Linked DNA regions of Homo sapiens: region 1 is linked to region 2. The links are chromatin loops, found by intact Hi-C in ENCODE. Cell type or tissue: heart left ventricle. All regions are shown on one strand. Links, peaks and the distances in the headings refer to the core of each region. The heading gives the core; the rest is flanking DNA.

Evidence for each region. Peaks named below come from ENCODE experiments on the same cell type or tissue, not always from the same donor. Only the 100,000 strongest peaks of a DNase experiment are listed, where the experiment ranks them.
Region 1: a loop joins it to region 2, with 2.2 times the contacts of the local background. A loop is called at or near these places in 1 of 110 quality-filtered maps.

Annotation. Positions count from the first base shown.
Region 1 is chr15:87,724,730-87,741,218 of GRCh38, forward strand. No RefSeq gene overlaps it. Among named protein-coding and RNA genes, the nearest start is that of LINC00052, 160 kb to the left of the region's middle. In heart left ventricle, for the core only: no CTCF peak of the experiment used is centred there; no DNase peak of the experiment used is centred there.
Region 2 is chr15:87,485,748-87,502,236 of GRCh38, forward strand. LOC102724465 (a long non-coding RNA gene) reads right to left here. Exons shown (of 13, transcript NR_187944.1): 2 at 16,001-16,059. Among named protein-coding and RNA genes, the nearest start is that of LINC00052, 83 kb to the right of the region's middle. In heart left ventricle, for the core only: no CTCF peak of the experiment used is centred there; no DNase peak of the experiment used is centred there; H3K4me3 peaks cover 2,046 bases; H3K27ac peaks cover 4,444 bases.

The sequences.
Region 1 (16,489 bases), core at 5,284-13,283, 240 kb after region 2:
TTTCGTTCTTGTCACCCAGAGTGGAGTGCAGTGGCAAGACCTTAGTTCACTGCAGCCTCCGCCTGCCGAGTTCAAGCGATTCTCCTGCCTCAGCCTCCTAAGTAGCTGGGATTACAGGTGCCCACCACTACACTCAGCTAATTTTTGTATTTTTAGTAGAGACGGGGTTTCACCATGTTGCCCATGCTGGTCTTGAACTCCTGACCTCATGTGATACACCCACCTCAGCCTCCCGAAGTGCTAGGATTACATGCATGAGCCACTGCCTCCAGCCACGTTTTTTAAAAAAGAAACATCTGTATGAACAAAATAAAATGTGCCTGTGGGTCAGATTTGCCATGGGCTGCAATTTTGTAATCTCTGGAAATGATTCCCGAGGTGCCTTTCTGCCCTGACAGTCTGTGATTCTCATTCTGTTCCAAGAAACTCTTGGAAAATAAAAGAATCCTAACACCTTCTGAAATAAAAGATGAGATGGATCTAAGAGGGTGCAAAGTAAGGCACTTTGAGCCTTCGGGAGCCAGGGCGGCTGAGGGCAGTGCCAGGCAGAGCTCCTGGGTCCGTCCTGCCATAGACGCTGGATACCTCCAGGGTTCATTTATTTATTTATTTTGCTACATGAGGTGCAAATTTGTTTGTTGGCTTGAGAAGGCACACAGCATGCCAAGAACGAGTCCAGGGGGGCAGTAGAGAGAATAAATTCCAGCTCCCTGCTTAAGCAGCACCCACAGAAAGAAGGCCTATTGACGGATTCTGCAGATATTCTGCAGAGCCTTCCATCCAATTCAGCTACTTCCCAGCTCTCTCTCCCAGTCCTGGGTCCCCTTCTGGCAGGAGCTGACTTCTGGACCATTCAAACTGTACGTAGAGGGAAACAGATGGACTGGCAACCTCAGATCTTAAAGGGGTCCAACTTTGTTTCTCCAGCCCTCTGCCCACCATGGACCCTCGGTTGGCTACTCTGAAGACCCATCATGCAAGGCTAGACCAGTTATAACCCCTCTACCATTTGCTGAGCCAGTTACTCCACAGGCAACTCTCTGAGGAATGCTCTGTTGTCTTTCCACTTTCACAGTCGAGAAAACTGAAGTTGAGAGATGCTAAATAACTTGGCCAGAGTTCACAGCCAGAAGCAAAAGAACAAGGTTCTGAGCCCAGGTTGGAAGCCACAATTTCTGGACTCTTGAGCACTGAGCTTGTCCCAGGCTGAGAATGAGGCAGAGGTTTGGGTCTTCTCCACTGGAAACCCTGTTCCCACCTGCACCCACCCACACAGACACACATGTTCTCAGTTGCTGCACTCCTTATCTGGAACTTGATTAGGGAGATGGTGGAGGGCTTGCCAAGAACAGAGAAAAATGTATGGGGGTATCCCTGCCATGGAGGGGGGACAGAGTTGAAGGTTGCCAGGTGAAAATTCAGACAACCTCCTCATCCAGAAAACTGTCACAGGTCTGGGGTATGCAGCCTTTTCCAACAGACAGCATAGCTAAAAGTCAATAGTTAACGGCCCAGGGCTGGACTTGAAGCCAAGGATCTGGCTTAGGGTGAGGCCACCCTTCTTTCGAAGTAATTAGATAAAATAATTTTCAAGGGATTAAAGCAACTTTTTTGTTTGAATGTTATTTATTTGTTTCCCTCTGCTAGGCACAAAATTTCCACACCAAGAGCCTGGGTTTATTGAAGGTCTACCCTGTGCCAGTCCCTTACAGATGTTTCATCTCATTCCTTCTCACAGCAATCCTACAGAAAAATGGCATTGTTATCCCCATTACACTGATAAGGAAACTGACCTTAGAGAGGAGAAGTGACTTTGAAAATGGCGCAACAATCAAACAGCAGACCAGGGGGATTCAAACTCAGGCTGTCTGCCCCCAGAGGACATGACCTCACCTACAACCCCGTTCTGTCTCTCCAAAATAACGAAGCTAATATTAAATGCTTATTATATGCAAACACAGTGTTAAGTTCTTTACTTTCAGTGTGTTATTTAACCTGCCCTGTAACCTTTGAGATAGATGCAACTATTAGCCTTAGTTCACAAACCTGCAAAAAGGGGCTTCAAAGGTTAAAGCGGCTTGCCCAGAGGCACATGTTTGGAAAGTGGCAGAGCACAGAATAGAAAGCAGATAATTTGATTTCAAGCATCCCATTCCTCTGGTCTTGTCTACTTCACTGAATGTGGCACTCCCCAAACCAGGTGAGTCAGAGGAGGGAAGATGGAAAGACAGTTGGATGAAAAGGAAGGAAAAGTAGGGAATGGAAGAGAGGGGAGTAGAGGGGATGGGAGGGGAAGGTACCAGTGGAAAAGGGGCATGGGAGGGGAATATTACAGCTGATAACGGATGAGCCAAAGAAATGTGCAGGGTGATTGAGGAACAATTTCCATATGCCTGTATTCTTCCCATGACCCAGATTAAGACCCTTCAATCCCGAAGACAGTACCCCCATCACAGTGGGGAGAGAAATTCAATGAGGACTATGCTGGGAGGGGAAGAGGGATGAGTGCCTGCCTAGAACCTTTTCTGAATCCCTTTGCATTTTTTAATAAGATTCAAAACCATAAATTATGTAAAGCCAGAGAGCTAAAAGGGCAGACCCTTTCTGGAGTTCATTTCAACTCTGAAGTTCAGAACACTTTTAATGGCATAATTGCAAAAGGCAAAAATCTATTTGAGTGAAAACTTCTCTTTGAACAAAGAATGCATTCGCAGACAGTGGTGCAGTGTTCCTCTCTCTGTCACCAGGGCCTGGGGAGCTGGGGGGAGGAGCAGAAAAAGAAACCATGACTTGAGAGGGGACAAGGATTTTGCCGAGAGCCTTCAGGCTCCTTTTGCTGTCCTAGAAATTAGTCAAGCTGATTTTTCTTTTGGATTGGGAGTCAGCCTGTCCTGAAGACTGGAGACATGATGTTAAAATTAAGACAATCTGCTAATATATTTGCTCTTTTAAAAATAATCTATTTATGTTTTGAAATACATGATATCTGCACATGGTTAAAATATAAAATTAGGAAGTCCTAAAGGGCATATGTTGAAATTCAAATCTTCTTCCCAACCTTGTCCTCAACTTTTCAGTTCTCCTGCCCAAAGACACCTATTCCTTCCAGATTCTTGTGTTCCTTCCCACAAAAATTCTCTGCATAAATAAGCATTCCCATTTATGGACTATTGTGAGTTACTAGAAGTGTAAACCCTAAATCCTGAAGCCTGGGTTTGGCAAGTTTCTGTCTGTCCTTTCGATTGGTGATCAAGTGGGGATAATGTTGGGTATACCTTACAGGGCTGTTGTGAAGATTGAGTTAATAATTGTAAATCTTTAAAATACCAAATGGTACATTCACCCAATATATGTTAGCTGCTGTTACATAAGTTTACCCTTTTCACATATGAATGGTCAAATACTATGATACTGTACTGAGTCTTGCATTTGACACCTAACAGTGTACTTTATAGAGCTCCCTCATAATCCCAGAATCATATTTCACCTTATGAGTGTGCTGTAACTAATTGAACCAGCTTACTGCGAGTGGATATTTAGGCAATTTCCCATCTCTTGCTGTCAAAATGCTATGGCAATGATGATCCTTGCATATGCCTCTCTGGTTACAGGTGCAAGTATATCTGAAGGATGCCATTAGTCAGCCTAGGAGAAACTAGACTGCAGCAATAAATAAGTTCTAATTGCACTGTGGCTTAATACAACAGAAGGTTTAGTTCTCACTTACATTCTAGTCTATCGCAAATCATCTCATGGTCCTTGGCGCTCTCCTCCTTAAATGTTGACTCAGGTATCCCAGATCCCAGCTACTTCTAAACTACAACTCTACATTTTGGAGATTTTTGCTGCCAGCCTTGTGAACTGTGGATAGAGAGAGCATGAGCACACATACCTGCTTATACAGCTCAGGTAGGAAGTAGCACATCACATCTGCTCACAGTCCCACTGCTGAGAACTCAATCTCGTGGTTCCACCCTAACCATTAGTGTGACTGGGGAAACATAATCTTCTAGGGTCTCCAGGAAGAGGAGACAGTGTAGTGAGGGCATAGTGTTCTTTGAGTCAGGATGAAATCTAGCAATTAACTCACTTACTCATTTTGTAGATTCCATACCAATTAAAGAATTCATTTAATATAACTGTGAAACACATAATGACAGAAAGTTCTATGAATTAAATAATGCATTTTAAACAGTACATGCATTCTATCAATTATAATTCTATTTATACTGAAAAATAATATAAATAATATTAAAATGAGCCATGTTACTTATTCTATCAATAATGATTGGTACACATATAAACCCCAAGACTTCTTGAAATAATTCTGCTGTCTCCAGGAGTTAGTGGGTCGAAGATCAGATGTTTGTTTCTGTGTCAAGGTGCTCAAAATTTAGCCATAGTCATTGTTGTGGTACTGCATGAACAGGTGTATTCAAGTCTATTCTAATTCTACAGGGCTGAAACTGCTGAGGAGCTCAGAATTATCTTCCTCTTTGCAGTCACACGCCTCTCCACAATCCATTTTCAGTACAGTGGTCAGTGATCTTTTACAAATGTAGACCAGATCATGTCACTCCCTTCAGGGGCTCCCATTACTCTTAGAATACACTAATCTTAACCATGGCCTCCAATGCCTGGAATAATCTGGCCCCTTCCCACTGGCCCCATTTCCTTCATTTCACAGGAATGCCCCCTTTACTCACTTTGATCAGATTGACTTTTTTTCTTTTTTCTTTTACTTGCCATGACCTTTTCCTTTGACTGTTCTATTTCCCCTGCCCAGAACACTTATCACCCCCTGTCCACATACCAAGCTTAGTGTCACTGCCAGTTGAGACTCAGCTCAGAAGGTGTGCTTCCTTCCCTCCTCAAAGGGGCCTCTCCAAGCTACTCTCTGTCATATCACCCCACCTAGTTCCTTTAGATATTTTTTCCAAAGTAAATATCAAATTTATTTGTTATTTGTAGGTTTACTGTGCTGTTTCTGTCACCAGAATACAAGTTCCACGAGGGCAAGGTTAATGTCGGTATCGTTTACTGCCATATGTGCAGCATCCAGAAACGCACAGACTGTATATAGTCTGTATACTCAGCAGGGCCATGGTGACAAGTCACTTAATCACTTCAGAGGGCAGTATGCATCTTACATTCTGTTAAATGGCTTAGTAAAACCAGGTTTTCCCAGTTAGAGGTTTTTTGTTGCTGTTTTTGTTTGTTTGTTTGTTTGTTTGTTTGTTTTGACTTAAGACTTTACTTCTATTACCCAGCTTACCCTGGGAATAGTAGTAATATGAATTATTTTATCTTTCACTTGAAGTGTTTTGGTGAAAGAAAGTGTGGAGAGGAAAAAGAGAGAGGATGTTGTTCGGAAGTGAAGAGCACGTGATAAAATAAACAGGACTGGAGGAAAAGAAAAGCGTAACACTGAGTGACTTGGAGAGTTTATTTTCTGAACTTGCACAAGGCTAGTAGCAGGTGATGAAAGCAAAACATGAGACTTCTCAGGAAGGGGCCTGAGGAGGACAGGGTGGATACTATATTATCTGCACTGGGGCACCACTTGTTCCTAATACAGCAACTAGAAGCAGTGGAAATAAATGGTTTAACATGTCTGGAATGCTGACATTACCATTAACAGTGAATAACTGTTGTCTTAATTGAGGCTGGGGTTGAAGAGACATGGGGTCAAAATTGAATACGATTTGGACTCCAAGGTCCTCTTAGTTCAGTTGGGGAACAAGAGAAGATGACTTTGGTTATAGCTCAGCAAAAACAATCACAGGTACTTTGGGAGAACAGAGGATGAACATCAATTTAAGCTGGAACGTGGGTAATGGGAGGCTTCCTGGAGGAGACAGTACCTAAACTGAGTCTTGAGGAGTCTGAGTTGGGCAAATAAAGAACATTGACAACATCCCACTAGGGAAGGTGACCTCCAACTCCAGGGAGATGGAACCAGGCCTACATTGCGCTACTAGCATTCCCAGGAGTAGAAGTATCTCCCTGCTTCCAAGCCAAGGTGTCTCTCTAGCGCACCATTTGGAGAGATGACTTGACGTGAACTTTTCTAAGGCTTTCATTCACCTGCTTGGTGAAAATGTTACAAAAACCATCATAAAATCAAGGGTAGAGCTGATCAAGAGACTGCCTGAAGGAAATTCCTAAACTACTACTCATAGTCCCTGCTACCATTTTTGAGGGTTTATTCTGTCTTTGGGCATTGTTCTTAGCCTTCACATGCCATTTATCATTCAGAAAAGGGAAGGAAAACAATCAAGATTTACCTATCACCTTGTCTACTAGGTGTTGTTATAGTTGTTTTATTAACATTAATCTATTCAATATTAATCTGGTTTATTTTATCTTATACTATATCTTAACTATAACAACAAGTAGTAGATGAGGTGTTATTATAGTTGTTTAATTGGCATTAGCCTCTTCCATAGGCATCGAAAACTACAAGTGGGTAAGTAATAGTAACTTCTTAAAAATAGTAACCATTTTATAAGTCAAAAACCTGATAGAGAAAACCCACCTATTGCTGAGGGCCCAAGAGGGTGTAGGCTCTGGGTTAGACCCTTTGCATATATGAGTTCATTTAGCTTTTCAGCTACCATGTAGAGGAAGTTTCATCTTCAATCTCAATTTTTACAGGTCAAAATAGTGAAGTTGTGAAAGCAGGTTGCCTAACCTATATCACCCTATAAAATGCTATACACAGTGCCCACTTTTTTCCACCACACTTCTTTTAGGTTTTAGAGCAGCATATCTCAAAGTTAAATGTGCATTTGAGTCACCTGATGACTTGTTAAAATGTAGATTCCCATTCGGTAAGTCTGCAGTGTAGCCTGAGACACTCTTCTGGGTGAGGCCCAGGCTGTTGGCCCAAGGATCACACTTGGAGCAGTGAGGTTCTAATCTAGATAAATGTCTGTTTGCCAGGTAGGAAGTTCTGCCTTAAGGCTAATGTACTTCCTTAGTGAGGAAAACTAGGGCTTAGAGAGTTTGGATTTCTTATCTGTACTAATTGACCTTTGCCAACGACAAATGCCAGACTGTGAGCTAGAGAGCCATGCCGTGTCCTGCTGTGTCATGAACTAACTCCTATGAATGTTCTCCTCTCAAATCTGCAAGAGGGCCTCTTCCAAAAGGCTGCAGTGGTATGAGATAAGGTTTAATGGAGACAGGAGCTTAATCTGTTGACTCGGATACTGGATGGCAGGAGTTAGGTCTGGAGGTTTATAGGACTCAGATCAGATGTTCTACCTTCAGGAAAGAGAAACACAGTGTGTTTTATTACTTTCTCAGAGATAATTTGGTGGCGATCCCCATACTACATAAACTCTATATTAGTGTCTTTTTGAAATACAACTACAAATAGCAAGAACACTGAAAATATTTCACTATGTTTTTTTTCCAGGAGTTGCAAACATTGGAAAATTTAGTAGGAACACAGAGAAGAAAAGCCAAGTCATATTAAGGTTGTCTGCAAGACTTCTACCTTCAAAGATGTTTAAGCACTTGTTCTATGGTTGTTTGGGAGGGTATAGCATGTAGTTTGTTTGGGAGAGTCTAGCATGGAGTTTCCATACTACAGAGAGGAAACAAAATAGACACACCTGTTTCACGTATCCAAGGAATATTCAAGCAAGATGAACAGTCAAGCATAAGACCCAACAGTATTTGCCCATGCTCTAAACCTCCAGCCACGAGATCATTTTCCATGAGAGGAGGTAGGAAGATCATTCTCGCCTGAGAAATGAAATGGAGATGTGGTAGGAAATGTCATGCCTTGGGTGCATGAGCCTTATTTCAATAATCAATCACCCAAATTGAATCGCTTATTTATACATCTGATTGTCTTTGCATTATTTAGAAGGTATTTAATGACAGCCAGCCTGACAGCATGCATCTAACACATGCCAGATAGATTTAGAAGACTTGGAAACATCTCTTTCTAATTGTTTGGACAGGCATATTGATTGCTATTTCCTCTTTCAGGGTTCTGTAAAGCACTTTATGTCATTTGCATGCTGCACACACATACATACACAGACACACATGTAGAGAATAAGCAATGCCCCATGCAAAGTAGGAACCTGCAGGAGGCATCTCTCTTAAATGGGGAATGGTGTATCTAAAGCCAAGAAGTCAGGTGACAAGGGCCTGATTTCTACGTAGCTGGTAGGCCCAGATCCCATGCAGGAGGTGAAGAGAGCTGAACTCTCCAGGGTGGGTAAAAAGCCTGACATTATTTTGTGTGTTCTCCAGGTCTGGAAAGCATGACAGCCTTTGCAGACAGGCTGTGTTCTGCTGTGTTCTGATTATCTGACACTCTCCCCAGGACACTGAAGGAAATGGCCCAGAGTTAGGGCAGGGGGTGAGATTGGTTCTTGCTTTTTTCATTTCTGCAGAACAGCCCACAGGGCCTGAAGAGACGCTGCCCTTTGGAGTGTATCAATGACTGGGAGGCAGAGCTCAGCAGACTGTGTGACTCAGAAGCTCTGCTCCTCCCTGTCCTCACCTCGCACTGGTGTTTCCATAGAGTGGCTTTATTACACTGCCGGGTTTCCTTGGATATTAAATATAAGAAATGAAAAAGTAACGACATTAATATCCTGGTAGATGATGGCTTTTTGAGCTTATGTCTGTCTCTTGGGGGAAAAAGTAACTTTGATGTGCTGTGTATCTTCTGCTTACGGGGGATTCTTTTTTCTTCTTTCTCCCTATCAAAGTTTATTCTGCAGTCCTCTTTTCTCTCCCAGCCTGCCCTTAAGGGGAATTTGTGTGACAAGAGAGTGCCTTAACTGCAGCACTCCCAGAGGCCGAGGCTTCAGGGAGCTGCCTCTGCATCCAGGATTCCAAGCCCCCAACACAGACTCCACTCCCCCAGAATCCCTGCTTGTTTGTGTTTGGCAGAGGGTGACCTCCTGCTCAGAGCAAGGGAACTTGGAGAGACTCGCAGCTAGCAAATAACTTTTGCAGAATGACATCTTGATGAGTAAATTAATCTAAAAGGCACCGAGTTTCTTCTCTTGATGTTTCCAAGGTAAAGCTCAGGATAGGAGGGTGACAGCCATTTTTCAAGCCAGGAAGTCCTTTGTCAATGGTCACTGACACTTTGATGAATTCACAGGGCTCTTTGGTTTCAGGCCACCCATGGCTAAACCAACATGCAAACCCGACTTGACACACATGCTTCCCACCTTCTCCCCTCAGACACTCCATCTGCTGGTTTCTCTGCCTCTGGCTCAGCATTGGAGTTCCACTCAGGACCATGACCCGAGTGCTGAGCAGAGCAAGGTGAGGAGGCGTGCGGCTGAGTAGGGAGGTAAGCAAGAAGGCAAAGCACCCAACAGTGAGAGTGGGGACTGAATTAGCAAAAGACAGATAGATCCACTTTGCCTTGGGAGTGGATGAAGAGGGATGGAGGAAGTGACATGGGTGTAAGGTTTTGAAGGAGGAATAGGAGCCCTGCAGTGGGAGAGCAGCCTGTGCTGTGAAGGGGTGAGATAGCAGAGCACGAACTCTGATTGACAGGAAAGTCCTTCTGTAGGCTCCACATTTCACCTGGATGAGCCTCGCTGAGGGACTCTTCAAAGGCATCCACATGTCTTTTGCCAGTTGACCCTACACAGGGGATATTGCAGCTCCTCAGAGGAGGAGAGTGGGTGTCCTGGTGGTGCAAGGTCTGGAGTGTACTGGGAAAAGTAGGAGCTATAAAGCATTACCCCTGCAGGACCACTGCCTGAGCCTTTGCTCTATGCGTAAGTTTTCTGTTTAGAGATTATTCTGCTCTTAGATAGAGGAAGAGAATGGGGAGTGGGTGCTAGATGAGAGGTTGAAGGAGGAAATTGAAGATCTACACTCCTCACCATGAACAAAGAACTCGTCTTCCTACAGGCTTCTGCAAACCCAAAGAGGGAACAGTCCCCTCACCTCTAAAGTGGGATTGTTTGTTATCATAGAAACCTCCCCAGGCCCCCAGGAGATGTCAGCTGTTCTCTGAGATCTTTCACAATGTAAAAGGTCTTTAAATATCAGCTCGGCATCCAAGGATCCAAAGCCCCAAGTCCCTCTTGGCCCCACCCGCCTCCCCGCTCCCCTCTCTTCCATCCTCTCTTCCCCTGCCCTGTTTATTTTTAGTGACGATAAACCCAGCTCTTGATCTGGAGAGTTGATCTTTTTGAGTAAATTTAATTAACTACATTTTTAACTCCACTCTCCTCGGCCTTGGCAGGAATGAGCCATTGGTCTTACAGATGACTGGCCTGATGGGAAGGGTAAAAGAAGAGAGTAGAGACGATGCCATAGCCAGCAGCCCCCTCTTTCCTCTCTTTTTTGAAAGACGTCAGCTAATGATACCATTCTGGACCATTGAAGTCACTGAAGACGCAGGATTGGAGACAGAGGAAGGTGGGGAGGGAAGGGAGGAGGAGGTTCTAAGCCTGACATTGGCCATGTGATGAATGAAGTGCCACTTCAGGAACAGGTGTGTGTGTATGTGTGTGAATGTGAGTGTATGCGTGCATGTGCACATGTGTGCACATGCCTCTGTGTCCCTGGCATGGAGCTAACCACTCTGCTGTTACTGCTGTTGTTGGCATCGTCTGTGGCCTCCTGCCAGGGTGATAAATGACAAAGGAGAAAAGCAGTCTGTTTTTTCTGCCTGTATTTTCCCCCTTTGTTTTTATTAAACAATGATTATTAATATTAGAAATGGAACACTGCTACAAAAAGCCATTTTCAGTTAATAAGGCTGTCGCTGCTGCCTGGGGAGTTAATAGAAGGCCAAGGAAGCCATGTGAGGACCATTTAATAGCTGCATTATCAAAGCGGGTCAGAAGTGTGAGATGCAGCCGGCACAGGCAAGGCTGGCCAGTTCCAGTTGGGGTGCACTGGCCAGGTCCCCCACTCCTCACAGGGACCGGGGTCATGCCTGGGTGTGCACAGCTGTTGGGTCACAGGCCAACTGTGTGCAAGGAGCTTGGGGAGCAGCCCTCCCAGCCCACAGCTGTGAAAACATTGGCTGGGCCTCCAGGCAGGCCAGGCAGGTCTGTCCCAGAACAGGGAGGCTACGGCCCCCAGACGAGGCCTCGCCACTTTCCTGCAGATGGTGAGGATCAGGGCGTTTTTTCTCTACCTCACCCTGGGTCGTGACCAGCCTTAGGATGGGAAGCTTGGCAAAAGGAAAATTACTGGGGGCGGGTCTTTGAAATTGTGGAGCTGCTTGATATTTAGAGAAAAAGGAAATTAGGAAGCCAATTCCTGGTATGTTTGCGTCCTGACTTCAGAAGGGTGAGAGCTAGGAGGTGAGATGAGTACCTACCTGCTGTGGGTCCTGGTGAAAGTGATTCCCTCCTGCCATAAAGAAAAGAGGGAGGATGACTGAGCCCTGGGTGTCTGTTTGTCTTCTGGGTTGGTACGGCTGAGAAACAATATCTACCATTCACATAGGAATCCTGATGTCTAAATGAGATGCACTTTTTCCTCTAAAATAAGAACAGCAGTCACCCACCACAAAATGTTAATAATAAGCAGCCACCTTCTTACCAACCTTAAGAATATTGGAAGACACAATGAACAAGAGCAATTGGGTGCAGATGACATATTGCAAAAATGTGTTTGTATGTGATTGGCTGTGGGTGTAATGCATATGTATGTCCATGTATGCATCATCCTAGGGGTCTGAGGGTTTATTTGTTTGTCTTTGCTTGTGTTTAGACAGTGTGTGTCCATGCAGGTCTCCAGGCATGTGCATGAACACATCTGGGTATTGGTGTGAGTGTGCTCCGATGGAGAGGAAGGAACATCATCATCACCCCTTTTCCCAGTTCATTCCCCCACTCCCTTGGATGAAAATGCAGCCTGAAACCTTCTGTGGTGGAATCTGTGGGGTGTACTGCATAGCTTAAGAGCTATGCAGGGTGAGGGGGAGAAAAGGGAATCAGATCTGAGGAATGCGAATGAAATAATCATCATCCTGACAAAAATAGCACTTTGAAAGCGCCAGGGAAAGCAAGGTCCAGGATGTTTTTTTCTCTCATTTGAGCCTGGTTTACCCATCCTGGGGCATACAGTTGGTTCACCTTCGCCCCTAAACAGGAATAAGCTCTGCCTGCCCCATGTATCATTAGGAATCCATTAAACACCTATTACTTGCAAATGCTTCAGACATCCCAAGGAAGTGGTTGAGTGTCAAAGATCCTGCCCTTTGAAATGTGGCAGCACTTTGTAGTGTCCATACATATCTATTGAATGACAGGATGAAGAGACTGCATGAACAGACTACTAAGTACATCCTGCCTTCTTTGTCTTTCTGCCCAGTGAGGCAGCACATGCTATTTAACATGCAGAGTTCAGAAACCATCCCTACCATTCTCTAGATCCGAGCCTTTGCACATGGCCATCTGGCCAATCCCCTGTGACACTGTCCATCTGTGAAATGGCAACAGTCATAGAGAATACGGTATTTTAGAAGATGCTTTGAAATATTACATGTTAAAAAAACAAAGGGGATGTGGTTAACTTGGGTTTTCTTTCTTGTTCTGTCACTAGAAAATGAAACCAAGGGCAAATTTTTTTTAATATACTTTAAGTTCTGGGGTACATATGCAGAAAGTGCAGGTTTGTTACGTAGGTATACAGACGCCATGGTGGTTTGCTGCACCCATCAACCTGTCATCTACATTAGGTATTTCTCCTAATGCTATCCTCCCCAGTCCCCCAAACCCCGAAAGGCCCAGGTGTGTGATGTTCCCCTCCGTCTGTCTATGTGTTCTCATTTTTCAACTCCCGCTTATGAGTGAGAACATAGGGTGTTTGGTTTTCTGTTCTTTTGTTAGTTTGCTGAGAATGATGTTTCCAGCTTCATCCATGTCCCTGAAAAGGACATGAACTTATCCTTTGTTATGGCTGCATAGTATTCCACAGCATATATGTGCCACATTTTCTTTATCTGGTCTAAAATTTATGGGCATTTGGGTTGGTTCCAAGTCTTTGCTATTGTGAACAGTGCCACAATAAATATATGTGTGCATGTGTAATGATAGTAGAATGATTTATAATCCTTTGGGATTGCTGGGTCAAATTCCAAGGGCAACTTTTTTTTTTTTTTTTTTGAGACGGAGTCTCGCTCTGTCACCCAGGCCGGACTGCGGACTGCAGTGGCGCAATCTCGGCTCACTGCAAGCTCCGCTTCCCAAGGGCAACTTTTAAAGATAGAGCAAGTTTGTATGGTGGTTCCAAAAATGGGCTCAAGGATCTGAGATTCAAATCTGCCACTGTTAAGCTCTGTGACCTTCGGAAAGTGACTATATCACTCTGTAGCTCAGTCCCTTCATTCATAAAATAGAAATTTCTGATAGCTTGTTATGAGAGTCTCACAAAATAATGCATATTAACAGAGCCTGGCACATATTGAATTCTTGATAAAGAATAGCTATTGTTGTGACTATGTCTGGTAAAGGTGGAAGGTTTCTGGAAAGGAATAACCAAGGTTTCCCTTGAACCTCTTAAGCAAGTGGAATAAGAGTGGATAGAGTTGTTTTCCTACAGAGAATCTATGCCCTTCGTAATGAGCAGAAATAGATCACTCTGCTCTGATGAGAAAGGGTCTGCTATACTCTGTAGTTCAGACTCAGGAGAAAGACTGACCCTGCCAATGTCAGGATGAATGGCTGTAGATCTTCTTTGTGTTATCTCAGCTGTGGAGCCCCCAACACTCTCAGAACCCACTCATGCCAGCATTTGCTGAGAGACACTTAGAATGAGAAAGCTTTGAGTAGGATCTTCTGGAGGGAAAAGGCAGGTGACCACTGACCTTCAGAATTCAAAGATCTTTTCAAATGACCTGTGCTAGAGGCACAATTTGGATACTTGAAAGGGAGTCCTTAGCCACATTAAGTACCATTTGGAAAAGGGCAGCCTGAGGTTTTAAGTGCCGGTGCCAGTAGCTGACTAGCTTAATATCTGCGGTGGCTCATCCACCAATCAAAATGTGTTACCGTGGGCCAAGAAAAAATGAGAAGCATTGTCCGCACTTGTCCAGATAGCTCATTTGACTCACATGTTTTACTTTCCTTCCTGAATTGACATTCTTTGTTCCATGCACAAGTCTTGGACTTCCCAGAAAGACGTTGACCATGTATTGCCTATTGGTAATGTAATTTGGAGAAGGCATGAAAAGGCTTGATGCCAGATAGGTGCTAAATAAAAAAGACTGGGAAACAGAACCAGATTCTCCTCATCTAGGGCGGGCAAACTGTATGCTCAAGTCGCCCAGGTAGAGCATTGTGCCCTGGAAGCCAGCCAAAGTCTATGGGCAAGCTCAACAAGTTATCTTATAAGGAAGAAAAAAACATCGAGATCTCAAGAAATAATGGTTTTCAGCATAAGCATATAAATTTCTTGAACAATCAGAAGAGAAAGCCATGTTCTCCAGTTTTGTAATACCTGTTTCCAGTTAGCATCCAGGGCTTGGGAAGTAAGTCATTGTGGATACTTGGATTAAGAGACCACGAATGACAGGAATATGACAGGAATTAGAAAATTCTCTTAGGGTTTAGGTCTAAATTCCTAGACCATGAATGACAGCTCCGTAGGCTAATTGCTACAATCCTCAATACAGTGGTGGAATATGAGACAGAGTATCTGCACTACCTCAGAGTTGGGCAGGGTTGATCTTGGAGGTGAGTGTCCTCTTTATACACACCTATGACCTGGCTAGGGCTGGCAATCGTCTTCACTCAGGGCCTATCATAACTTCCGTAACCAGAAAAGTCACAGTGACTGAATGTGATCAGTTACCTCTGCTTCTGAAACATGATGGGGACCTTGTCCTCCCAGCCCTAGCCCCAGTCCAAAAAGGCAAGGCTGGACATTGTCCAGTCTCAAGAAGAAGAGAGCACTTGGAGGAATTTCCACACTCACTCTGGTTCAAAGCTCATCTGAGCATGGTCTCTGGTTTCAGAAAGCAAACAGTCTCGGGAAATGATTCTTAAATATATTCAACTGCAAAGCACCTGGAAAGTGCTTTCTGGAACATTTTTAAACACTAATGTATTAAACTTGTAATAACCAAATAGATATTTTTGTGGTAAATTAAATTATAACCTTTTCATACCAGCTACTAGTTTAAACAGATGATAAAGGTAGATATCAAAGCTTTAAGATAAAATGTAGGTACTTAAAATTTAAAAAATGATTTTTCCCAATCAACGCCTTTTTTCTCTCCTAATTGGAAAGCATGCATGATCACTTGGTTTCAGTTGTGGAACTCCTCAGCTTGGCTCCCAGCATGACAACTCACATAGCTGTGGTTTGAGACTACTACCCTAAGATAACTCACATAAATGGCAAGAACTCGATCATTGTCAAGGGCAGGATCAGGGGAAAGCAGAGAGTGAAGAAGACAAGAGCCCTCTGGTCTGTCAGGGAAGCATCTGAAGCCAGAACTCAGAGGGCATCTTCTTGGAGACACTGCAGGAGTCATTCTTCTCCAGTAAGGCTAGAAAAATGGGCCAAAAAAAATCTGTTCTAAGAAATGGGGATTTACAATTATAAATGATAGATCACAGGAAGAAAGTGATAGAAGGGGCCATCAGTGATTCAGGCAAGAGGTGGGAAACTAGTTTCAACTTGTGCCAGGTCTATTGATTGGTAGTGGCTTCCTGGTGTTCTGGGATGTGAAAGATGCTAAGACCATTTGGGGCACAGCAGAAAAGCAAGTAGTGACCCACGACATCTACTCAGGCAAACCTTGATCTAACTTCAGCACCCCATGGAGGAAGTGAACTCCAGAAAGAAATCAGACCATTTAGATGTAGGGCAGCACTACAACTCTGGCTTTTTGAATCCTGATTTACATATTAGAATCCAATTCAAATCAATGCATATCATGTTACTAAGTGTCCTGCTATATGCTAGGCTCTGGGCATACAAAAATCTCATCATATCTAAGTCACTTATATCCTGGGTTAACCATTTTTCTATGGTTAGAATAAGTTCTTCAACTGTTTTTCCATTTCTGGTTATCATTTTAAACCTGGGCAACTAGAAGAAGATATAAGAAAATTCCAACCGTCTTGCCTATGTGTTGCAATCTCTGTCAGGAATCTCGTGTGACCCAGGCTGCTTTCAGAAGATTTCAGTGTTATTCCCTTTATATTGCAGCCTAGAGTTACCACACTCTATGCAACACACTTAACCCCCCAAAATCACATGGGATCCTCATTTATAAACAGAGTTTGCTATCAAATATCTGATGGACATCAAAAGAGTCAAAATACCATTGAATGAATTAGTGGAACATTTTCTGGACCTATAGAGAGATGTTTGGATTTTGATAAACAAGAACATCTGCATTCTCTACCTGACCGCAGACGGTGTGGGGCTGTGCCTAACATCACCCCCAGCTCTGCCACAGAATTCTAGAAATGGCATCATCAAATCTCACAGTGGACCTGAGAAGGCTTAGCTGATTATT
Region 2 (16,489 bases), core at 4,959-12,958:
CTGAGGAATCGCCACACTGACTTCCACAAGGTTTGAACTAGTTTACAGTCCCACCAACAGTGTAAAAGTGTTCCTATTTCTCCACATCCTCTCCAGCACCTGTTGTTTCCTGACTTTTTAATGATTGCCATTCTAACTGGTGTGAGATGGTATCTCACTGTGGTTTTGATTTGCATTTCTCTGATGGCCAGTGATGGTGAGCATTTTTTCATGTGTTTTTTGGCTGCATAAATGTCTTCTGTATTTTCAAAGGAAATGATTGCCAACCCCATCCTAGGTGACAGGGGAACTATTCTGGTTCTCAACTTTAAATGTAAGCAATAAAGGTTTAAAGGAATGGAAAAATACAGTTTGGTTCATTCTTACTTTTTACTTAGTTTATGACTTTTTTTTTTTTAAGTCAATCCGGACCAAGTGAATTCCAGGTACATAACAAAATCACCTTGAACCCAGCAAAAATAACTGATCACCTGAGACTTCTACAGTATGGCTCTATATTTGCCAATTGCTTTTGCCTCCATGGTCATTGAATTCTCACCAAAATGCTAACAGGCATCAAATAACAAGAAGCTATTTCAAATCTAATTTGCTTTTTTGCAAATGAGATTAAATGAGGATCAGAGAAAGTGAATGGCAACTGATAGCACTCTGATAGCAGGGACCTTTCTGCACCAAGGAGCTTAACTTATTGTTTCATTCAGTCCTCGCAATAACATTACATAGCAAGAATTATTGTGTTTATTAGGCAGATAAATTAAGGACTTGAAAAAATCAGGAAAGTTGCTGAAAGTCCAATACTTATAAAATTAGCATATTTGTACTAAGTCAATGAGTCAAGTGCCGTTTTTTTGTTTTTTGTTTTTTTTGAGATGGAGTCTCGCTCTCGCTCTATCACCCAGGCTGGAGTGCAGTGGCTTGATCTTGGCTCACTGCAACCTCTGCCTTCTGGGTTCAAGCAATTCTTGTGCCTCAGCCTCCCAAGTACCTGGGATTATAGGTGCATGCCACCATGCTGAGCTAATTTTTGTATTTTTAATAGAAATGGGGTTTCACCGTGTTAGCCAGGCTGCTCACGAACTCTTGACCTCAAATGATCTACCTGCCTTGGCCTCCCAAAGTGCTGGGATTACAGGCATGAGCCACCGCGCCCAGCCAAGTGCTAAGTTTTAAAAAATTTTCTTTGGAGTTACGGGTCTCACTATAGTGTCCAGGCTAGAGTTCAGTAGCTACTCATAGGCATGATCACAGCACACTATAGTCTCAAATTTCTGGCCTCAAGCAATCCTTCAATCTTAGCCTCCCAAGTAGCTGCAACTACAGATTCAAGCCACTGTGCCAGGCCAACCACTAATTTTGTGGTTTGGTCGAATTTGTTTTTAGATCAAAAGACCTGAGATACTTATTTTTTCCCACACATGCAGAATTTAAAGGAGACATAGAATGCAAATGGCATATGAGGCCATATCTGACACACCTCTAAGTACCTCTTAGGAGGCCACCTGAAGGACTGAGGGAAGACGCTGGGCTAAATGACAAAATACTGCCATTTGGTAGTGCTCCAAGGCACATTTGAGGGGCTTGAAGTCTCCCTCTTACCTGTTTCCAAACTCCTTCATGCAGCTGAGGGAAATGACTCTACATTTAGAATTATAGGGTGGGAAGAACACTCTTAACAGTAGGCAATTGAAAATGGCCTACAGGACCCTATAGAAGAGAACCTTATAACACTAAGCAACGTATTTATTGTGGGTGACCGACCATCTACTCATGGCCAGGAAGCATGAACAGTAGAAATGGTTGTTTTCTCAGTAGAGACCACTTACTCTACCCTATGGGTCACTCTCTCATACTCACTTGAGGATAAATCACTCAGCAGGATAGAGCATCCTTCATTCCTTAAGGTCATCGTCATGTAACTGACAAAACATAAAACCTAATATTAGAACCAAACCATTTTTAACATAGTTACACATGTGATCTAGCCAACAGACTAAGTAAGGGCTGATAAAGCCTGGGTCAAAAATAGATCTATGGAATCTATGGAGTTGCAGGAAAGAACAGACTGAGAAAGCAATTACATGTTTTCTAAATGGTGTGCAAAGGAAAGGAATAAATCAAAATTAATTATGACATACATTCTCAGGATAAACAGGCTTTGAAAGGTCACTGCGAGCAGCCAGGAAACTGAATACCATTAGGAAAAACAAATGCAAAGTTTTGACTATTTTAACAAGTCATTTTAATATAGTTGACAAAGTAGAAATTAATCCCTATCTGCAGGCAGCCCCAAACCCTAATGAAAAACCCTGGCAGAATAGAGATGAAAAGGGTATCTGACCCCAAAGAGATGCCCTCTGCCCATAAGAGGAAGCCATTATACAGAAGGTTGGCAAGTGATTAAAAACTACAATGGTAGTGAGATATAGCTGAGATAAAGAACCATTTAAGTAAAATGTATAGAAACCATCAACTCCCAATATCTTAATCTCAGTAAAAAAAAAAAATTCTCTTGCTGAAGCCTTATCAGTGGTACAGATTTTATTTAGCCTTAGGGGATGTATAAGAAGTGATGCGGCATGCCCCACTTGGGGAAGGAAAACAAGTGTGGCCTTTCCATCTCTATTTCCTTAAATGTGCCCCAGTTATCGTATCAGGATCCCTGAATATTTTTCTAATGGCTTAATTCTCCCAGAATGCACTATTTGCATTTTTCCAAACTGTATTTTCTTCTTCCTATTTTCTTACCATGTTGTAAACCCTCTAGGTTCACTCTGTTAACCAAATCAGCATCCTTGTCAAATTTAATTAATACACTGTGTGCTTCCCCTTCCACATCATTACGAAAGATGCTGAATAAGACAGGGTCCATGTCAACATATTCCCAAAAGCCTGTCATTTCTAGTACGTTCCCTCTGCATGCAGCCAGCCAGTTCTCCACTGCTGCAAATGTTCACTTCTAAGACAATTTAAATGCCCTGATGGGCTATCGTTTTGTGAAGTGCTCTGTGCAATGTGTTAATCAAGTCAAGACCAGGGACATTCACTGTATTCTATTTGTCCACTCATTTGCTAATTAAAGCCAATAATGAAGTTAAAATTTGTCTGGCAAGATTTCCTTCATTATTAGTGCTACAATTAGGTTTGTATTTCTTGTTCTTCTCATTTAGATGTTTACACACACACACACACACACAGTTAAAATCTTAAAACCTGGGCATTTTCTACTTTACTGTTAAGAAAATCAAGTTCAATTTTGAGCCTACTAATTATAGATTATCATTCTGAAAGAATTGCCTAGCAGTCCAATGATTAATGTCTTACTTTTTTAATTCCAAGGGCAGTCAAAGCAGATCCTGGAGTTCTGGCCAGAGATTGGCTCTGGGTTGGGTTTTACAGGACTGGGTTAGGAATAGAGGATTCCTGCTGAATACAACTCCAGTTGCCAAGGACAATCTAGCAACCCAAAGTCCACTGTGAAAAGCTGAAGTTTAAGCAAAAGGGTAACAAAAATCTATCAAATCCAGAAGTGAGAAGCAAGAATAAAAGAAGGCTTTACAGAGGCCAACTGGTGATTAGAAATGGAATCCAAACAAGAGATCAAGAAGGTACTGAGTGAGAATGTTACAATAATTTCCTTGAGCACTGGAACAGAACATTAAATTATTTTGAGAGACTCTGAGTTAGCAGCTGGAGCTTGCTGACGAAATTAAAGGGTGGATAGAAACCACCAATCATTATCATCATCATCACCAACCCAGGAGGCAAGTATTTTTAATATAGAATGTGAGAATTTAGAACAGGAGGGCTCTTGAAATAATCAACATCTCCTTTGGGTTCCAATCCTCCTGCATCTCATATGCTTCATTCTGCATTCACAGTGAAAGTGCTCCAGATGGAGACAATGACACTGGGGGATGTTCAGAGAAGTTTGGCACAGCTACAGCACAGAAGGGAGGTCCAAACTGATGCAGCATATTGTGCAAGGAGGGTGTCAAAGAGCTGAGACTTGAAGAGGTTAACAAAGGCCAAAGAAGCAAGACCTTGTTCAATGTATGAGGAGGTTTTCACAGTATCCCAAGAACAATTGGAAGTCACTGAGGGTTTCAAGCAAGGCAATGACATAATTTTCTCTGCAGTTTGGAAAGCTGAGTCTGGAGGCAAGCTGCACACTGAGTGTGCAGTTTTACGTAAGACTAGAGTCGGGAGACCCAAGAGGGATCTGTTGTAGGAGTCCTGGACAAAGTCAAACATGGCCTGAACTGAGTGATGGTAAGAAAAAACATCGTCATTTCCGACAGTGTCAGAAAGTGCACTAGACATAGAGGATAGATTAGAGGGAGATGTCAAAGGCTGCCCCCAGGTGTTCCACTTGAGCAATCAGGGCTGGTTCTACCATTCACTACACAGGGTATAACTGAGGAAAGTGGGTATGGGGGAAAGATTAATAAATTGGATAACTAATATAATCATAACCACATTTATTGAGGTTTATCTCTTTGTTGGTCACTTATGTGTTTCCAAATATTAATCTCATGGGATTTTCCCACTGCCACTATGAGATGGGGGAAAAATAACTGAAGACACACAGTTGGTCAGGCATAGAGCCAGATTCTAAACCAAGCAGTCTGGTTGCAGAAGCCTGGAGTTGGGCTGAGTCCACAATATGTCTACATGGAAGGGCCTCACAGGTCTCAATCTTAGGAGAGAGGTCTAGACCAGTAGTTCTCAGTGTTTATAGTCTGAAGGGATTCATAAAAACAAAACAAAACAAAACAAAACAACAGATGTTTTATTTCTGAACTTTAAGCATTAATTATTTAAACCTTCCACATGACAAATATTATGCTATAGGCACAGGAAAGAGCATGGAAAGAGCATTTGCTCCAATCCCTACCTCCTTAGCCATGTATTTCTCACTACAGCTCACTGCTCCTGCCCCAGTGAATAGCATCAGACAATTGGGAAAACACAGGATGATCTTCTTTTTACCTCTGAGCCTTGAAACGGGACTCCTCTTTCCTTAATCTTGGATACATATGAGAATCACTCACATAGGATTTGAAAATGTAGATGCTTAAGCCCCACTCCAGATCTACTACATATGAATCACTGGGTTTTTATTGCTGCCGTTGCTGCTGTTGTTTACAGTTTAAGAAATATTTCAAGTGTGTAGCTGCGCAGTCAAGATTCACTGTCCCATAGACTAAAAACTCCTCTACAAGTGAAAGTACTAAAGGCTAAACTACTAAAGAATAAAAAAAAAAAGGGGGGGATTTGACAGTCTTCGATGAAATAGAACCCTCACTATTTTACTTTTTATTTTAGGTTTAGGGGCACATGTGCATGTTTATTATACAGGGAAATTGCATGTCACAGGGGTTTGGTGTACTGGTGATTTTGTCACGTAGATAATAAGCATAATACCCAATAGGTAGTTTTTCGATCCTCACCCTCCTCCCACTCTCCACCCGCAAGTAGGTCCCAGTGTCTGCTGTTCCCTTCTTTGTGTCCATGTGCACTCAATCTTTAGTTCCCACTTATATGTGTTTAGCTGTGATCCCACCCAAATTCTCATCTTGAATTGTAGTTCCCATTATCCCCACATGTCATGGGAGGGAGTCGGTGGGAGGTAATTGAATCATGGGGACTATTACCTCCATGTTGTTCTCATGATAGTAAGTGAGTTCTCCTGAGATCTGATGGTTTTACAAGGGGTTTTCTTCCCCTTCACTCTGCACTTCTTGCTGCCACTATGTGAAGAAGGACATGTTTGCTTCCTCTTCTGCCATGATTGTAAGTTGCCTGAGGCCTCCCCAGCCCTGCAGAACTGTGAGTCAATAAAACCTCTTTCCTTTATAAATTACCCAGTCTCAGGTATTTTTTCACAGCAGCGTGAGAACAGACTAATACAGGAATGAAATGGTTTGGCTGTGTCCCCACCTAAATCTCATCTTGAATTGTGGTTCCTATAATCCCCACATGTCATGGAGGGGAACACAGTGAAAGGTAAATGAATCATGGAAGCAGTTACCTCCATGCTGTTCTCATGACAGTGAGTGAATTCTCATGATATCTGATGGTTTTAAAAGGGGCATTTCCCCTACTTCCCTCTACAGTTCTCCTTGCTGCCACCATGTGAAGAAAGACGTGTTTGCTTTCCCTTCCACCATGATTGTAAGTTTCCTGAGGCCTCCCCAGTTATGCTGAACTGTGAGCCAATTAAACCTCTTTCCTTTATAAATTACCCGGTCTTGGGTATATCTGTATTAGCAGCATGAGAACAGACTAATACATCCACTTATAAGTGAGAACATGTAGTATTTGGTTTTCTGCCCTGTGTTAGTTCACTTAATAGCCTCTAGATCCATCCATGTTACTGCAAAAGACATGATCTCATTCTTTTTTATGGCTGTGTAGTATTCCATGGTATATACATACCACATTTCCTTTATCTAGTCTACCACTGATGGGCATTTAAGTTGATTCCATGTCTTCACTACTGTGAATAGTGCTACAATAAACATAAACATGCATGTGTCTTTACGGTAGAATGATTTCTATCACTTTGGATATATACCCAGTAATGGGGCTGCTGGGTCAATTGGTAGTTCTGTTTTGAGTTCTTTGAGAAATAGTCAAATTGCTTTGCACAATGGCTGAACTCATTTACCTTCTCACTAGCAGTATAAAAGTGTTCCCTTTTTTTCCACAACCTCACCAGTATGTGTTATTTTTAAACTTTTGCTGCTGTTGTTCCTAGTTTATGAAGTATTTGAAGTATGCAGCTGCAGTCAAGACTCACTGTCTCAGAAACTGAAAATACCTCTGAAAGCATAAATACTAAAGAGAGAGAGAGAGAGCCAAACCATCAGGATTTGTTAGATTCCTAGAAGAAATAGAACATTCATTATTTAAAATAGTTTATATTCCAAGCACTAAATGACACGCTTTGCATATCTTAAATTAATTTCACCTTGAACAAGAAAGTAGCTTCAATAATTAGCATTTTATTAATGGGGAAACAGAGTCACAATGAGATTAGAATTAGTTCCCATGGTGATATAATGGTTGACCCAGTCTAACTGCACTTTTTTACTACAGTAATTTTACAAAGATGCTCTCTCTCTCCTGCACCAATACCAGCTCAGATGCTTTTTTATTCTTATCAAAATGCTCTATGGTCCAAGATAAATTGGTAGTACACTGGGAGTGAGAAGAATGAAGAAACTAAGGCAGATCAGATGGAAAGGCCAGTCTTATAGAAGTCCATTGAGAAAAGTACCAACTGAAAATTCTGTCACCCACAAGTGCATCAGCATGCAGCTCTCAGGGATAGCTATGCCTAATCCACCCTTATCTGAAACAAAAAGCCAAATTATTATTTCAAGAGAAAGCTGTGTGTATAAGGTGCAGTCTTGGGGAGCAAAGCAGAGAGCTGAGTCCATATAGGATTGGGGAAAGTATGGAGTTTCTGGACTGGGGGACTTTAACAAGCAATTAGTGTGTAGGGATTGCTTGAACTTTAGCTGCAGAAGTTTAGGCACTCAAGTGAGGCTGGTTCTGATTGGCTGACTTTCAGAAAGGCAGTCACTAGAATGAGGACGTTGCCAATTGACTGATTTCAGAAACATGGTGTTGTCACTGATGGGCTTACCCTTCAGAAGTTGGATTACTTGAGCTAGTTGTCACTGATCAATGAAGCATATTTAAGACCAGCTCTTATAGTTATTTTTGCCTTGATGACAGAGCAAATTTTCCTAGGAGGATAGAAACTTTTATTTTCAAGAGTTGGTCAGAACATGCTGCTCCAAGATCCTCTGGTTAGGAGGCATGGAAAGGCAACTGGACCCTTAATTGACATTTATCGGGATTGAGCTACAAGTAAGAAGGTATTGGTAGACTTAAAGTGCACCCTGAATGATCATCTCTAATCAGTATTTCCCTGAAAAGAATTATTAGCTTATAGATTTCAGTCTAGTATTTATAAAATACTCATTCCAGTTGAGTATTTATAAAAACTAAAGCAAACTTAAAAAAAAATCCAATTGAATCTGCCTGAATCTTTAAAGTCTTACTTTCTGTATTTATATTCTTTAAACACTTAGGGCTCTTTGCTGTTGCTGTGCTTAACTCTTTTAATAAACTGATCAGTTTTGGTTATAAAAGAAGATTATCAAGTGAGAAAGCCTGCTAATGTCAGCCAGTTTGTATACCTAGGGCAAAAGCCTAGCTGTGTGGATTATGAAGTCATAGCCAAACCTCCATTAGTCACCTGACAGCTGTCTTCAGTAAACTACCTATGTGGAATTAAAACTCTCATGAGTGTGCTACTGTCATAATTAAGCTTAAACTCCATTATGACCATACCATCACAGAATCCTTCTCCATCCAATAAACTTCTCCCATACCCTTACACTCCATTTCCCCAACAAAAGAGAATAACCATTTCTGAGTGATATTGATTTTTTACATCGTGGGTAGTGAAGATAAATAGCCCTGGTGTACATTTGGTTTTGGCTATTTCTACACAGTACCTAAACAACTGGCTTGTTCTTTTAATTCAGTGAAAACCAAATATCAGACCTACTTTCATAGAATTTTATGTATCACATAAACAGTTTAATTTTTTACATTTTATTTTATTTTAAACTTTTCAGCTGGCTGCTTCTGTGTTAATGCAAAGATGCAAACTTTACTGGTCTTCATTTGTTCCAATTGAGTTACAGTCTGAGACTATCTGAATGACTCCAACAATCTGAATATTTTTTCAGTCAATTCAGTTATTTCTGTCATGAGGCCAGCCAGGCGCTAAGCTGTCTGATAACCATTCAGCTCCTTTCAGTCACTAGGCTGATGCCATTAAGATTGCCTTGGCTGTTTGAATGAAATATCACCATGCATTCTGAAGCATCCATTTGCAATATGATGATTAGGTGTCGGATATCATGGTTCTCTCCCTCAGTTTCTCCTTTTACACAATTATGGCATGAATCTCAGGGCTGTAGGGGCTTTTACAAATGAAATTACACAAAGCACTTGTCTTAGTGTATTTGGGATGCTGTAACAAAAATATCATAGACTGGGTAATTTACAAACAACATAAATTTATTGCTCACAGTTCTGGTAGCCGGGAAGTCCAAGAACAAGGCACCAGCAGATTCATTGTGTGGTGAGGACTCACCCTCTGCTGTGAACATGGTGCCTTCTAGCTGTAACCTTATATGGCAGAAAGAGCAAACAAGCTCACTGAAAGCTGTTTTTATAAGAGCATTAATTCCTTTCATGTGGGCAGCACTCTTATGACCTAATCATCTCCCAAAGCCTCCACCTCTTAATACCATCACGCTGGGGATTAGGACTCAACATATGAATTGTGGAAGTTGGGTGATGGGAGGGACACAAACATTCAACCCATAGAAGCACTTTATAAATTTAAAATGAAAAAAACACACTGTAAAAATTTCAAAGAGTCTTCCAATGTGTCTTTATCTATTTTGATGTTCTTGAAGGGGTGTCCCTTCTCCGTGGTGAGCACCTCCCCTGGTGTTCATAATCCCAGTCATTCTAACTTCTTTTGAGTCACTTGTCTATCTATTAGGTCCGCTCTTTCTTTGACTTTTGTTATCTCTTATCCCTTGGCTTCTTCCTCTTTGCCTGTAATTGTCCTCAAACTCCCATTCTGCCATCCTTCCCTCTCCTTTGCTTCCTCTGTTTGTCATTTCCTAGTTACACTCCAATACCTGGTTTCTGCAGCCATAGCCTTCTTAGATCTTATCAACATTCTAAGTGCCAAATACAAAGACACTTGCCAGGCTACAACTTGCATGATTTCATGTTAATATTTGACCAAGCTCCCCACTCCAACTTTCTCTTCCCTTAGCTTCTATAACTTACCCTTTGGTTTCTTTTATTGCCTCTCTGTCCCATCCCTCTCAGGCCCCTCTGCTTCTTTCTTGGCATTCAATGTGCATGTTCCCCATTTCTCATGCTTAAAAGTCCTCTCTTCTCATTCCTAATCTTTCTCACTCCATGCCTTGAAGTGACCCTGTATCATGAATGATTCCCAAATCAGTAGCTCCAATCTAAACTCTCTCTTGAGCAACAGGTTCATGTGTACACCTGGCTGCTACCCATTTTTAGATGCAGATTCAGAAAGCACAATGATTTCAAAATATACAGGGTCAAACCTACATCCCCACCTACCCTCCAAAATCAAGCTCTCCTACCTTACTCCCTCCTTTCAGTAGTGGCACCAAGATTCACCTTGTCACAAGGTTAGAAATATTGTAGATACAGGATGCCTTCCTCTTGCTTAAATCCTAAAGTCATATTGGCCACCAAGTCCAGTGACTTTTCCTCTCCGTTCCAACAGCTATCCCCTTGATTCAGGCTCTCACCATCTTGCTAGGCCCCAGTGTGAATTCCCTAACTGGATACCCTAACCCCAGGGCCTCTCCTCTCGGTCCCACCACAGTGAGTTAAATCTTGTCACTGCCCTGCTTAAAATTCTTCAGTGGCATCTCATGTCTTTTTTCAGGAGGTTATAAGCTATTTTTAGCAGTGTGACCTTTCTCTTCAAATATATTCTTTCATACAACTCTATTGTGTGAAGCAGAGGCACTCTGTGAGGCTCTGGATTTGGTGGATCTTAAGGGACCAGGATCCTCCCCAGCTCAGTCACTCTCTCTCTGCCAGATAGAGGCCCATGAGGCAGCTCCATAATGAAGGACTGATTGAAAATCATTGATGGTATAAAGTCCACATGATGTGAATTGATGTATCAGAGTATTGAGAGAGAATGACTATGACTACTACTATCACTCTCATGGCTACCTTGGCAGCTGGAACTAGAATTCTACTTACAGAGGACACAGGCTTTGAGAAAATACCTATTAAATCCTGGTGAGAAGTTGTGTTTGCCAAGGCTTAGGCCCTGGCTATTGCCAAGTTTTCTGAGAGAGGAAAGCATCTCATCTGCCTTAAAAATGAAGAAGGATTTCTATGTTTCTTTGAGGAGGAAAAGGCCAGATGACAAAAGAGAGGTTATATGAGAGAGAAACAGGAGAGAGAAAGCAGAGAAGAATATCAAGATGGAAGTAGTATGGGAAAAAATATTTTAAAAGGTACAATCCTGGTGGCAGTGTCTGAAAAGGGAGCTCAGAGAATAGTGATATCCAAGATGTTTTTAGAGATTTGGGAGTTGTTGTTTGTTATGTTTTGCTGCACATTACATAACAGAAACCCTCCCTATGACCCAAAGTGTTGAGTAATATGCTTTTGAAGGACTTTGCGAGTGTATTATCTTTGGAAAGTTTAAAGGGCTGACTTTTGCATCTAGACCAATGGACGGTAAAAGAAATAATATTTACAGATACAGAAAGTATGAGTACAATGGGCTTGGGAGAATAGCAGCCCCAGATATTTGCAGAAAAATGTGGGAAAGAATAAGGTGAACCCTAAGCCATGGTTTGGGAGAATCCTGAAATGGACAAATGTCTAGGGATCAGGAGATCCTAGTTGAAAATAATTGATAGTGCAATCTTTGAATTTATTAATCACATTCAAAATAGCTCACTGATGAAACTAAGCATTGTACGGAAGGCTGTTTCACAAAGAACAGGATGCTGGGGGCTCCTGAAGTTGCAAAAGAGACCAAACTCATTCAGAACTAGCTCCAGAAAAAGTTCATATAAAGATATGCATACTAAAATAAAGGTGAGGAAGTAGAATCAGGATCTTACAGCTACTGAAAACTTTTCAAGCAGAACTCTCCTAGCCACATGGATTCCAGATGCTGCATCGTTTTGAGCATCTCTTCTTTCTATAACTTTTAGCTTTCTCTGTTTTATTATTACTGTTCATATAACTGACGGTATCCTCCAGCCCAAAGGTTACATGACCCTTTGATTCTAGCACCCACAACCACTAGACTGACTTCCTGTCTATGTCATTTAATTCCAATTTGATGGACGGAGAATGCAATAGGTTTGACTGGAGTGGGGTTCACCTCTAGGCTAATTTGCTGTGGCCAAGAGGTGGGGTCACATTATACACAAGGTCACTTTGGGTAAAGTGAGCAAGAAAACAATGGTTTACATATAAAATATAATTATTCCCCTGCTTCTTCTCTCTTAGCTTTACTGACTTGGCTAGGTACACGCTTGTGGATGAATGCTGAGATGTTTCCAGAAGATGGCAGTTCAGCTTTTCTCAGTTTGGTGGTACATAGAGAAACGGGAGACAATCTCCAGAGATAAGTGAAAGGTTTGTTTCACTTATAACAAGAACTTTGGAAGACTCAGGGATTTTACAGCAGAATCTCAAATCTTATGACAGTTTTCCCACTGAGAATTTGTGTCACTGACATCATTCTCTGCATGCAAGCATATCATCTTTTACATAATAGATATATTCCTCAAAGGTTGTGTGTGAACCAAATTTTTATATTTGGGAGACAGTTCTAATCTCAGTTTCTTCACCTATACAATGGGGGAAATCAAATTCTATTTCAAACTCACCAGTGAAGCATGATTTTATTTAACGAGCCACGCTGTGAATTTTCTCTGTGGTTGGAATACTGGTCCACTAATTGATCTGTTTTGCAAATTTGGATTTTTATCTATCAGGCTTTCCTGAATGCAACTTAGAAAGGTAAACAGTAGCTTTAGAGAGAGCCTAAGTGCTACAAAAATAAAAGTAGTTACAAGCTGAATGCGAAACCCAGAACTCTGGGTTCCGCTCAGCAATTTAAACAAATTACATCAATTCAGGGATGATGATCAGTGATCCAAAGTAACTGAATTCTTCTTTTTTTCAAGTTCTTTGTATTTTAATAGTCTCTGACTCTGTAAGTAACAAGCAAGGTTCTGTTAAGAACCCATTTCAAATTTCTGTTTAAAAGCTCTGCTCTTCACCTTTGAAGAAATGGAGCTCATGAAGTTAAGTAAACAGATTGCAGATGGCGCACCACATTCACTCGGAAAACATGCTGATTACTCAGCAAAATGGCATTTAGCACCACAAAAAAAGCCAAGAGCTGAGTTACTACATCAAATCCTCAGTGGAATCCAATATCCCCACCTGTGGGATGCCGGCAATTGTGTCTAAAAATGCAATTACCAGAAGGGAAGAAAAACAGATTTACTCTCTTTCACGAGGAACGGAATCATGAAAAGGGTCTTTCCTCATGGAGTAAGTACACTGGAAGCATAGTTTATTCTGTCTTGATGCCCACTAATGGTCTGACCGTCCCCCATTATATCGTTGCTAGGTGAAATATGGCTTTATTATTTGCATCTAGAATTATATCACAGTCCTCTCTCCTAGGCAATCACCGAGCCTGTTGTACCAGCACCAAGATAGAGCTACTACAAAAATTAATAAGTAGGGCCAATGTTTATTTTTCCAGAAAGGTGAGCTTTTCAGAATCCTTTTCTTCTCACAATACATTAAGGTGTTGTAAGCATAAAACTAAACTGAGTGAATGAGAAATGGTAATTGAACACCATCAAAACACTCTACATTTGGAGAGAAGGGAGTATACAGTGATCAATAAAACTCAGAACACTGACATGGTTTAAATGAGTCCCCCATTGGTTCCCCAATATTCAGGATACCAAAGGTGCTGAAACTACTCTTCAGGAAGTAAGCAGGGGTAATTTCCAGGATGACAGGGAGGATAATAAACTTTGAAGAAAGATTGGATTGTACTTCCTTTAGCTCTAAAGTAGAGGTACTTGAGGTCATCATAAGCCAATAGGTACATAGACAGATACCTCCTGCATTCCCTTCCAAAAACACTCAAGATAGAAGACAATGGGGATTCGGTCAATAATAGTGTAGAAAGATGTCAGAAAAGATGGTGCTTCAGAAGCCGAGGAAATACTTTGCAGAACGAAAAACTGAAAGATATTCATTATATATATATATATATATATATATATATATATACACACACACATATATATATACACATATATATATACACACATATATATATACACACATATATATATACACACATATATATATACACACATATATATATACACATATTATATATATATATATATATATATATATGCAGGCAGCCAGTGTAAGTTAGGATGAAAAGGGACACACACAAGAGAAGCACAAGCCTATTTCTCTTTCCCTAAATCTGTATGATCTAAGGCAAATCACCTCACTGCTCTGGGACCTCATCTCTCTGACATGTAAAACATTTTAAGAGTAACTGCAGATTTACCTCTTCAATACTTCTTCCAGGTTCTGGAATCAGGAGGTAAAAATCCTGAGTAGTTGATGAGGTTGGGAAGACTGGGGGAAATATCTTACCACCAAATGCCAACCGGTAGATTCCATGGAAGGTATAAAAACATTTACCACTTCCAAATATGGAAGCACCCTCTACCTACTAAATGGAGACTGCTTGCAAGCATGTATGCATTATTTAGGTATTATGCATTGATTTGTATGTGTATGTGAATTTAATAAGTAATTTAGTGGCAGATAGCTACATAATTATATTCCTTTAATCACCAGCAGACCTCCAGACAGGACTCAAAATCTGTATTTCTCCACTCCTTGCCTGGCAGGTCTCAGAAGGTCAAGGTTTTTCGTTGCCCTGGCAACAGCTGATAGCATCACTACCACCTGAAGCCGCCCAGGGGGCTGCAGGCTCTGCAGCACTGTAAGCGGTTATGATGTTATCCCAGTTGCTGGGGAAACGCACAACCTTGCACCAGGCAGGTGGGTAACCGTGGAGTCGATTTCCAAGCATTCTGCCTTTAACAGTCTACACTGGCAAATGTATTCATCGCTGCATAAATTCTATGAACAATTTGGGATCTTAAAGAGTTTTAGTCATGTGTTCTCTTTTTAAAAAGCTCTTAAATGGTTCACCTTTACTGCTTGAAATGTAGTGCTTCTATGAAAAAAATAAAAACAGGTTTATTATTGCTCTATTTTAAATGAAATTGCCACCCACACTAAAATATGCCAGAGTAACTCCTCCCCAGTGTCTCTGCCCCGCTAATCAAGTCTGCATATTTTTTTTAGGTTGCTCTCTATCTACAGGGGAAAAAAATAAAAAAAAGTATCTTAAGATAATATTGGATCTTGAAAAGTAGACTCATAAAAGCAGAGAAGTCCTGTTCATCATTTGAGTCATCCTTGATTGGCTTTCTTTTAAAATGCATCTTCTGTCTTTCTTATAACCAAGGGCTTTAAAATTCAAATGTTCATGAACACCAGCTTTATTAAAATTAAGGCTTGGGGAAATGGCTTGGAAAAGGGAGAAAAGAATATTACCCAACCATTTAAAAGATGCTAATTAATGAAGTTCTAAAGCCCAGAGAGGGCATTTGATACAACAAGGGTTTCTCTACAAGGAAAAATAAAAAGCATCTAAAAACAAAAAATTTAAAAAAACCCTCAGAATAAAATAAAATTGAAGTAGATTAACTCAAATCTTCCCCCAGCTTCTGGAGAGGCCTTGGGAGTTTTGCTATACTCTAAGAACTTGAGTTTGCGTGCCTATGAACTGAACGCATTTACATTTTCTGGTCCAGCTCCATGCCAGCCTTTTAGCCACTGGGGACCTGCCTTGAATGTGCAATGCAAGGCATTTCACCTACTTGGTTTTTATCCACTGCTTGTCCTCAGCAGCAATCACATACTCAGCCCTGGTTAAAAGGGAATGCGGGAAGAGAGGCTACCCAGATGGATGGCTCCATTCTGCCCCATCTTTCTTACCCACAAGCTCCTTTCACTTTTAATTATGGAGAGGAGAACACATTCTCTTTTCTCCATTCTCCACCTCTCTTAGCTCATTCATCCACTGCAGCTTAGAATTGGAGCTTGCAGCAGTATTTTCCCTTCACGTGTTAAACATCGGTGGATGCTTTCAAAGCGTCTATAGTTAAGCTTGTATCAACCTTGCCAATGTTTCCCCACACTCAACAGAGGAAGATATGTTTGATTTTATCTTTTTATTACTCACCATTGTGATAGTCTTGTCTTGTATTCTACAGGAATCTCTCTCTCTCTCTCCGGATATTGCTGTGGGCCAAAAATGGAAAATCTCCATTGAGTGAAAAATAGATTCGTTGGTACCGAAATAAATAAATAATCCCAGTTCTGTAACAGAAAATCATTTTCTGGGGCCTGATAATGATTTCCTAATACTGAGATATCAATCAGATGATCCATTTGTTGTCTACTGGGGCTGGAGAAGGGATTAGTCTGTGGAAGAAAATGGGATGATCCACTGGGTGAAGGCTGATGAAGGGAGGAGAAGGGTGCATAGTCAGGCAGTCAATGTCAGGACTCGGAAAACAGGGTTTCGAAGAGCCTGTGCAACACATCTCCTCTGTAAATATCCAAGTACCCTCCCTCTCACCCTCCACCTCCTCCAGGCCAGGGTCAGATGTTGTATGTCGTAGCTCTGCATGTCTAAGCGTAACATGAAGGAAAGAGGTGCCCCCATGCC